2 separate regions of the Homo sapiens genome follow, and region 1 is linked to region 2. A link is a loop called in an ENCODE intact Hi-C map of the cell type or tissue named here. Cell type or tissue: HCT116. All regions are shown on one strand. Links, peaks and the distances in the headings refer to the core of each region. The heading gives the core; the rest is flanking DNA. Region 1 overlaps ADAMTS18 (ADAM metallopeptidase with thrombospondin type 1 motif 18). Region 2 has its middle 37 kb from the start of SYCE1L.

What was found. Peaks named below come from ENCODE experiments on the same cell type or tissue, not always from the same donor. Only the 100,000 strongest peaks of a DNase experiment are listed, where the experiment ranks them.
Region 1: a loop joins it to region 2, with 2.5 times the contacts of the local background. A loop is called at or near these places in 7 of 110 quality-filtered maps.

The regions. Positions count from the first base shown.
Region 1 is chr16:77,404,540-77,408,936 of GRCh38, forward strand. The region is part of intron 3 of ADAMTS18 (ADAM metallopeptidase with thrombospondin type 1 motif 18); the gene reads right to left. Among named protein-coding and RNA genes, the nearest start is that of ADAMTS18, 28 kb to the right of the region's middle. In HCT116, for the core only: a CTCF peak has its summit at 2,317 (motif pointing right); a DNase peak (open chromatin) is centred at 2,302; H3K27me3 peaks cover 484 bases.
Region 2 is chr16:77,234,182-77,238,578 of GRCh38, forward strand. No RefSeq gene overlaps it. Among named protein-coding and RNA genes, the nearest start is that of SYCE1L, 37 kb to the left of the region's middle. In HCT116, for the core only: CTCF peaks have their summits at 2,029 (motif pointing right) and 2,234; a DNase peak (open chromatin) is centred at 2,042; H3K4me3 peaks cover 357 bases.

The DNA.
Region 1 (4,397 bases), core at 220-4,219, 170 kb after region 2:
ATCAACACTGGAAATAAGAGCAAACATAATTTGACTCTCAAATACATAGTAGATGGAGTAGTTAACAGTGCTGGACTGTTTTGTCTGTTCTGTTTGTGTAATGAAAGGATATAACTTCCCTAAACCCAAACCACGTCATTCTGTCCATCTTGTTTTCTAATGTATTTCTCACAGAGTGCACTCTGTGATCCTTTGCGTCTAAGGTGACTGATTCTATGCTAGGCTCTGAAGCTGCAAAGATGAGAATAATCACTCTCTATCCTCAAGAAGTTCCTTATCTACTAGGAAGATGGCCAAGTAAACTGGTAACTGCAGTGCAGCATGATGACAAAGATAAGCCCCAAGAGCTCAAAGCATGAATCCTTAACACAGTCTGGGAGTATCACAGAAGAATTTTTGCTGAAAAGGATGTTTGAACAGTGTCTTAATTAACAAGGCCAGAGCCCCCAGAGCGGGGGAATGTTTTTAGCACTGCTGTTAATTACCTTAGCCACTGGTGAGGAAAAAATTCAGAGTGATTTTGGGCAGATCAGCTCTGACTAAAGGTGACATTAAAATCCAGACAAAGGGAGCATTTGTCTTGAAGCAGCACTTGGCCACCCCTGGGCTGGGACTGGGAGAGAAAATGTGGACTCCTCAGACACATGTTGACAGCTAAGTGGATCCAAATTCATGTCCAGACAGGGAGCTCATGGTCAACTGCATTCAAAATTTTTCAATCCTGAATGAAAATCAAACTGAAACAGCAGAATCCTTTTCAATACCTCGAGCACCTTTCCATCCCACTTGGGAGAACAGCTTGCAATGTCCAATCCTGCATCCAATTCAGCTCTCATTTTGATCATCAATAGGACAGATTTATTGTAATGCTTTGAATGAGCAGATGGCCTGTAGTCAAGTTTCAACTCAATTTGATGTTGAGGACATAAACCTTAGGAAATGATCCCTTCCTGTGTGTTCTTAATTTCAACTTTTCCTAAGTGAGAAAGCAGTATTAAGCCTACAAAAGTTATTCCTCTGCTTTAATAGATGGGAGATCTTGAGTGATTAACCTCTTGTATTGTCTGCCAGGACTTTCCTAACAAAATACCATACACCATGTGGCTTATACAACAGAAAGTTATTTTCTTACAGTTCTGGAGGCTAAAAAGTCTAATATCGAAGCTCTGGCCACTATGGTTCCTGATGAGGGCTGACTTCCTAGGTTACAGATGGTCACCTTTTCACTGTTTCCTCACATGGTAGAGAAGGAGATCTCTGGTATCTCTCCCTCTTCTTATAAAGACACACTGGTCCTATCAGATTAGAGCCCCTTCTTTATGACCTCATTTAACCTTCACTACACTCTCACAGATCCTACTTCCAAATATATCAGGGTTGGAAGATGAGAAAGTGACGATCTAATAATCTATGTAAGAAAATGAAAGAAATATTAAACCCAAAGCAAGCAGTAGAAAAAAAATCCACATTTTTCAATTCACTTTATGAAGGTAGTCTAACTTTGATACCCAAACCTGACAAGGGTACAACAGTAAAATTACAGACCAAATTTTCTCACAAACATACAGATGTGAAATCTTAAAAATTTACAAATGAAATCTAGCAATGACTAAAAGTGACACTACATCATAACCAAGTAAGTTTTATACCAGAAAGCCAAAGCTGGCTTAACATTTGGAAAACCAATCCATTTACTGAGGAAAAAAAGAGAAAAATCATATGGTCAAAATAGATGCTGAAAATATAATGTATAGGTATAAATTATTAGAGAATTACAAATAAAAGGTGTTATCATCAATCTGATAGAGGGTATCTCAAAAGAAACCCACAGTTAACATCATGTATAATAGTGAAATAAAATCTTGCCCTCCAAGATCACGATTGAAACAAAGATGCTTGCTTTTATCACTTGTAATTATCACCACACTTGAGGTCCTTGACACTACAATAAACAATAAATAAATAAACAAATAAATCCATGAAGATTGGGGGAAGGGGAGGACTGTCATTATTCATAGGAAACATGATTGTATATTAAGAAAACTGAAAAGAATTTATAACATTACCAGGTATATACCCAAAGGAAAATAAATCATTCTACCAAAAAGACACACGCACTCATATGTTCATCACGGCACTATACACAATAGCAAAGACGCAGAATCAACCTAAAAGCCCATCAATAGTGAACTGGACAAATAAAATTTTGTACATACACACACAGCCATAAAAAAGAATATCATTTTTTTTGCAGCAACATGAATGCAACTGGACACCATTATCCTAAGCAAATTAACAAAGAAACAGAAAGCCAAATACTGCATGTTCTCACAAGGGGGAGCTAAACATTGGGTATATATGGATATAAAGTAGGAAAATTAGACACTGGGGATTACTAGAAGGGAGAGGAAGGGAGAAGAGAAAGGGCTGAAAAACTACCTATTGGGTACTCTGCTCACTACCTGGGTGACAGGATTATTCATACCCCAGACCTCAACATCATGCAAAACACTCATGTAACAAACCTGCACATATATACCTCCTGAATCTAAATAAAAATTGAAGAGAAAGGAATTTATAAGTAAACTTCTACAATTGATAAGTGAGAGTGTTCTTAATAAGAGTCTATATACAAAAATCAACTTTATTTATACCTATCTGTAGCAGAAAATTAGAAAATAAATACAATTATTCCATTTTAAATAGCATAAAAATATCAAACAGGCACGAATAACAATCTAAGAATGAGCAAGATCTCTATAATGAAAACTACAAAACACCACTGAAAAGAATTTAAGACTTAACCAAATTAGATGTACCATGTTCATAGACGGAAAAGCAATAACATAAATATTAGCCTGTAAATTCAATGCAGTCCAAATAAATACCCCAGCAGAATTTTGGTAGAAATTGGCAAACTAACGCTAAAATGCAAAGAACACAATATAGTCACGACAATCCAAAAGTACAAAGATGAGGGACTTATACTCCTAAATACGTGTAAGACATGTTACAAAGCTACCATAATTAATAAGGTGTGGTATTAGAATAAAGACTTTTTTAAAAAGTGAAATAAAATACAGAACTCAGAAACAAACCAACACATACACAATCACCTATGACAAGTATCAGCTAGCAATGTAGTGTGCCTGTAGTGTCTTTCTGATAAAATGCTGTATCAGGTGAATTTCCAATTGGGAGAAAATGGTAGCTAGACCTGCATTTCCTATCATCCAAAAACTCAATTCCAAGCAGATTATAAACTAAATGTAAAGGCAAATAAATATAACTTATAGAATTTTACATTGGAAAATATTTTCATGATCTTGGATGTAAGAAAGCATTTTAATACAGGAAGCCAGAGACTGATAAATTGCGAGAAATTAAAATTTAAAAAGTGATTCATTATTAAAAAGCCATTAAAAGGATAAAAAGGCATACCAGGATGTACAAGAAAATACTATTATCCAAAGAGATGCCATACCCAGAAAAATCTAATAGAAAAATGGCAAAAAACTTAGGGAGATATTTGACAAAAGAGGATATCTAAATGTCCAGTAAATGTGAAAAATTTGCTCAACTTCTTTAGTCATCAGAGAGACACAGATTTACTATATGATATACCAAGCATACTCTAGATTAAACTTTAAAAACACAAAAATACCAAGTACTGGCAAAGATGAGGAACATGTGGAACTTGTGTGGAGAGTTTGTGGGAATGTAAATTGGTAGAACCACTTCAGAAAACTGACATTTTCTACCGAAGCTGAATTTGCACATGCTAGATGACCGAGAAATTCCATTTCTAGATAAATATAGCCAACAGAAATGAGTACATTTGAACCATAAGACCTGCAAAAAGAATAGTCACAACAGCATTATTTGTAATATCCCCAAACCAGAAACAACCCAAATGTCTGTCAACAAAAAAATAGATAAATAGTGGTTTATTCATGAGGTGAGATACTTTGAAGAAACGAGAATAAACTACAGCTACATATAACAATATGGATGGATATTATGAACATACTGTTGAGCAAAAGAAACTCGACAAATTAGAGAATTAGAGCACTCTATTGATTGCATGTATACAAAGTTCAAAAAAAGGCAAAACTAACCTTCAGTGACAGAAGTCATGGTAGCAATTATGTCTGTGGAGTGAGACAATTTGGAACTGAGAGAAGGTATGAGTGAAGGCTTTTGCAATGATGGTGACATGATATATTTTCATCTGGTTGGTGGTTAGAGGAGTGTGGCCACTTTCTGAAAATCAATTAGCTGTATACAACAGTTCCTCCTTAACCACATTTCACTCTCCATGGTTTCAGTTACTCAAAGTCAACCACAGTCTTAAAATAGATGAGTAATTATAAGATACATTGAGAGAAAGGCCATAG
Region 2 (4,397 bases), core at 94-4,093:
TCCTCACTGCTCATTATACATTAATTACAATGCATTGCCATACTAAAACACACTCCTACCAATGCCATCACAGTTTACAAATGCTATGGCAATGTCAGGGAGTTACCTTATATGGACTAAAAACGGGAGGAAACCTCAGTTCTGGGAATTGCCTACACCTTACCCAAAAAACTCATGAATAATCCACCCCATGTTTAGCATGTAATCAAGAAGTAACACTAAGTCTGAGCAGCTGAGCGGCCCAAGCCGCTGCTCTGCCTATGGAGTAGCCGTTCTTTATTCCTTTACTTTCCTGATAAACTTGCTTTCGCTTTATGGATTCACCTCTAATTCTTTCCCGCGGGAGACTCAAGAACCCTCTCTTGGGTCTGGATCAGGACCCCTCTCCGGTAACAGTTGGAGCATATAATTACCACCCACCTGTCAAAATGTGGGCCACCCGAAAATAAGTTAGTTATAAAAATTAAAGCTGATATGGTTTGGATTTGTATTCCCACCCAAATCTCCAATGTCGAATTGGGGGAGGGGCCTGGTGGGAGGTGATTGGATCTTGCACGTCAGCGTCCCCCTTGCTGTTCTCACGATACTGAGTTCTCAGGAGATCTAATCCTTTAAACGTGTGTGGCACCTCCCCCTTCTTACTCACTCTCCTGCTCTGCCCTGGTAAGACGCCCCAGTAAGACGATGCTTGCTTCCCCTTCGCCTTCTGCCATGATTTTAAGTTTCCTGAAGCCTCTCAGCCATGCTTCCAGTTAAGCCTGCGGAACTGTGAGTCAGTGAAACCTCTTTTTTTCATAAGTTACCCCGTCTCAGATAGTTCCTTGTAACAATGGGAGAACGGACTATACAAAGAGTGCAGCTTTTTTCACACCTGTGTGGACTGAGATTAATACTGTCTACATATACATGGCAGGTGTCTTCATTTTAACCTAGGAGGATGTTTGAGGAATGATTTACACAGGTTTCCCTTGGGAAGACAGGATGAGGAGACATTTTCTTCATTTCATGCCATTTCCTTTAAATTAATACATGTTAAGCCTTTAAATAATTTTTTTAAAGCCAAAAGGAGAGGATTATGAGCTGCTTTTTGTTTTTAGTATTTATGTGTTTAATTTGTTCTATAAGTACACACAAAGCCAAGTGAAAAGGTTCCAATAGAGGTTTGGGTGTGAGGCTTTAAGTGGCTTCTATTTTGCAAGGTTTCTATGAGGTTAAACAGTAAATATAACAGTATATATTGCTTTAGAATACATATTTGTTTCCATGCATAAATAACATGGAAAAATTACTTTCTGGTAAAGTTGCTTAATTCCTACCACTGACAACAACATCTTCACATAATTTGCTTCAGAATCATGTAGGGGCCTCAAAGACCAGAAAGAAAACAAGCAGCACAGGGTGGTTTGTAAAGTGCAGCAGGGTGGGTACCGTGGCTCATGCCTGTAATCCCAGCAGTTTTGGAGGCTGATGCAGGAGAATCCTTTGAGGCCAGGAGTTTTAGACCAGCCTGGGCGACACAGTGAGACCCTCACCCCCACCACCTCTGCAAAATATATTTTTAAAATTAGCTGGGCGTGGTGGGTGCACCTGTGGTTCCCGCTATTCAAGAGGTTGAGGCATCAGGATCACTTGAGTCCAGGGAGGTCCAGGCTGCAGTGAGCTGTGATTGTGCCACTGCACTCAAGCCTGCGTGACAGAGCAAGACCCTGTCTCAAAAAAACAAAATCGCAAAACAACAACAAAAAAACCCAACCACCCCCTCGCCAAACATACAAAAGTGCAGTGGTAAAGATTTGTGTAGGGGAAGGCGGGCCCAGAGGATGTTTTGAAGTCATCAGGGGCTCTGCTGGCAGCCAACTAGTCTTTCCTGTGTGTTTTCATGCCTTCCAAAAGTGGACCCTGGGAATTCGGGCGAAAGTGGCCCAGTCCTTGTGGCTCCTAGCCTAGAACGCTGAATAGTCTGGAGATTTGCTGAAAGCGACTCTCACCAGGAGATGGCAGCGTCGGCTCAGAGATGCTCCAAGCGGTCCCAACCGCCTTGTGACGCCATGCAATATGTTCAGGGCACACCAGAGGGCGCTACGGCTTCGCGGCTGGGCACTGAGCCGGGCTGGCTCCGAGGCTTTCTTTGCGGAGCCTCCTGTCTCTGCTCCCCGACCCACATGTGCACCTACTAACCAAGAGCGCCCTGTTACTGTCCACGTAGGTGTGACTGCTCTGCGTAGACACACACCGCCCCCAAGCTGAGGCAAGGCCACTGAGCCACCAATTCCAAGCAAGGTTCAGAAGGAGCTGCCATCTTTTTAGCACCTCTTTTAGACTTAAGCCACCGAGGGGGAAAAAGCAAAGAACTAGGACGAGTTGCATGCATGCTTCAGTATACTCAGCACAGATGCGCACACTAAAAGATCATATCTATCCACATAGATGTGTAGTTTAACATAAGAAAGTAACTTTATCCTTTACCCCGCCCGCTTAATACTCTAGGTGATTGATTTACAGGGTGGTAGAAAAGAGATGCAATCCCAAATTTGTCTAATTCTAAATCATCCCTTCTTGTTAAAGCCTTCACTCCCCCCTGCAACGCTGGAACAAGAGAAAATTCATTCGAAAATTAAATTCAGTGTCACTTGTAATTTATTTTTTTTTATGGGGTCTTGCTCTGTTGCCCAAGCAGGAGGGTAGTGGCACGATTTTGGTTCACTGCAGTCTCGACCTCCTGGGTTCAAGTGATCCTCCTCCCTCAACCCCCAAGTAGCTGGGACCACAGGCACACACCACCATGCCCCGCTAATTTATTTATTTTTATTTTTATTTTTTGTAGAGACAGAACCTCACCATGTTGCCCAGGCTGGTCTCAAACTCCTGGGCTTAAGTGATCCGCCTGCCTCGCCCTCCCAAAGTGTTGGAATTACAGGCGTGAGCCACTGTGCCTGGCCTTTTTTTTTAATTTTCCAAACAGATCACTATTGCACTAAATAATTTTACCAACTGCTAAATAGAAGCTTTTCTACCAAAAGCAAGTTCTGGTTAAGTGAAATATAATATGGAATTCTGGCCTCGTGTAGAGTCTCAGGAGCATCGCATATTACAGTCTTTTGTAATCACAATAGCACCTAGAAAGTCCAATTACCATATACATTCTAAAGCAAGGCTAAGGCCTCACAGCTTGTAATCCCAGCATTTTAGGAGGCCGAGGCAAGTGGATCGCTTCAGGCCAGGAGTTTGAGACCAGCCTGGGCAACATAGGGAGACCTTGTCTCTACGAAAATTAAAAAATTAGCTGAGTGTGGTGGTACACGACTGTAGTCCCAGTTATTCGGGAGGCAAAAGCTGGGGAGAAAGGATCACTCGGGCCCAGGAGGTTGAGGCTGCAGTGAGACAAGACCCTGTCGCTGAACTCTAGCCTGGGCAACAGGGTGAGACTCTCTCTCAAAAGGAAAATAAAATAGAACAAGAGTAGATGAAACATGCTGTGCTTGTTCCCTAAAATGTTAATAAGTAAAACAAAGTGCATGTTGTCAGGTCGAGGTGAGATGTGAATGAGTGCTGACCCAGGAGTCTTTTTCACACAGATGACTGCTGGCTGCAAGGCCTTTATAATCAGCAAAACAAAGCTATCTGGTAAATCAACATGAGCTGAAAGTGACATTAACAAAAGAAAAAAGATTGAAGCCATGAATGTAACAATTTTTCTCTAACCTGCCTTGGTCAGACCACTCTTGGTGGTGCTGAGCTTTTGATGCTACACTTTGAAGGTGTTTTGAGTGACTGAAAAATTGTCAGGAGAAGGCTCTGGATGGTCAAGTACTACCCCAGGCCAGATGTTCCCAGGGCCCTCAGCTGTTTTTTATACTGTAGGCTGAAGAAGAGATGACTTACAGAGAGCATTGCACCTGTATTCAAATACGCACATACTCGGGGGAGGTTTGAAGGGCTCTTAGTGATCAGATGTAGACCTATGAACAGAAGATAGACACAGAGGTGGAGCATATATCCTTTAAGGAGAAACATTGTCACACACAGCATGATCCTGTAGTGAAACGGGTAGCCTGGTTAAGGGATCAGTAAACACGTGAAGGACTCATGAGATATTAACACATAAGAAGGAAATTCTTTCCACGGATGGTACGTGCTAAAGTAGATGCTGGGAGTATGACAGTGACCGAGGCAGGCTCTGTCCTTGCCTTCCCAGGGCTTCGGACTGATGGGAAAAACAGGCATTACAAGCATGGGTGCGTGAAATGTAGTATAACTGCGGAAGTCAGAGAATAATTCCCAGGGGAAGATTGTCTAATCTGTGACCTGCAAAGTGAGTGAATAGGAGTGACTTAGATAAAGAGAGTGGGAGAAAGAGGATTTTCCCATGGGAATAATCTGCCTTCCCAAACACAAAG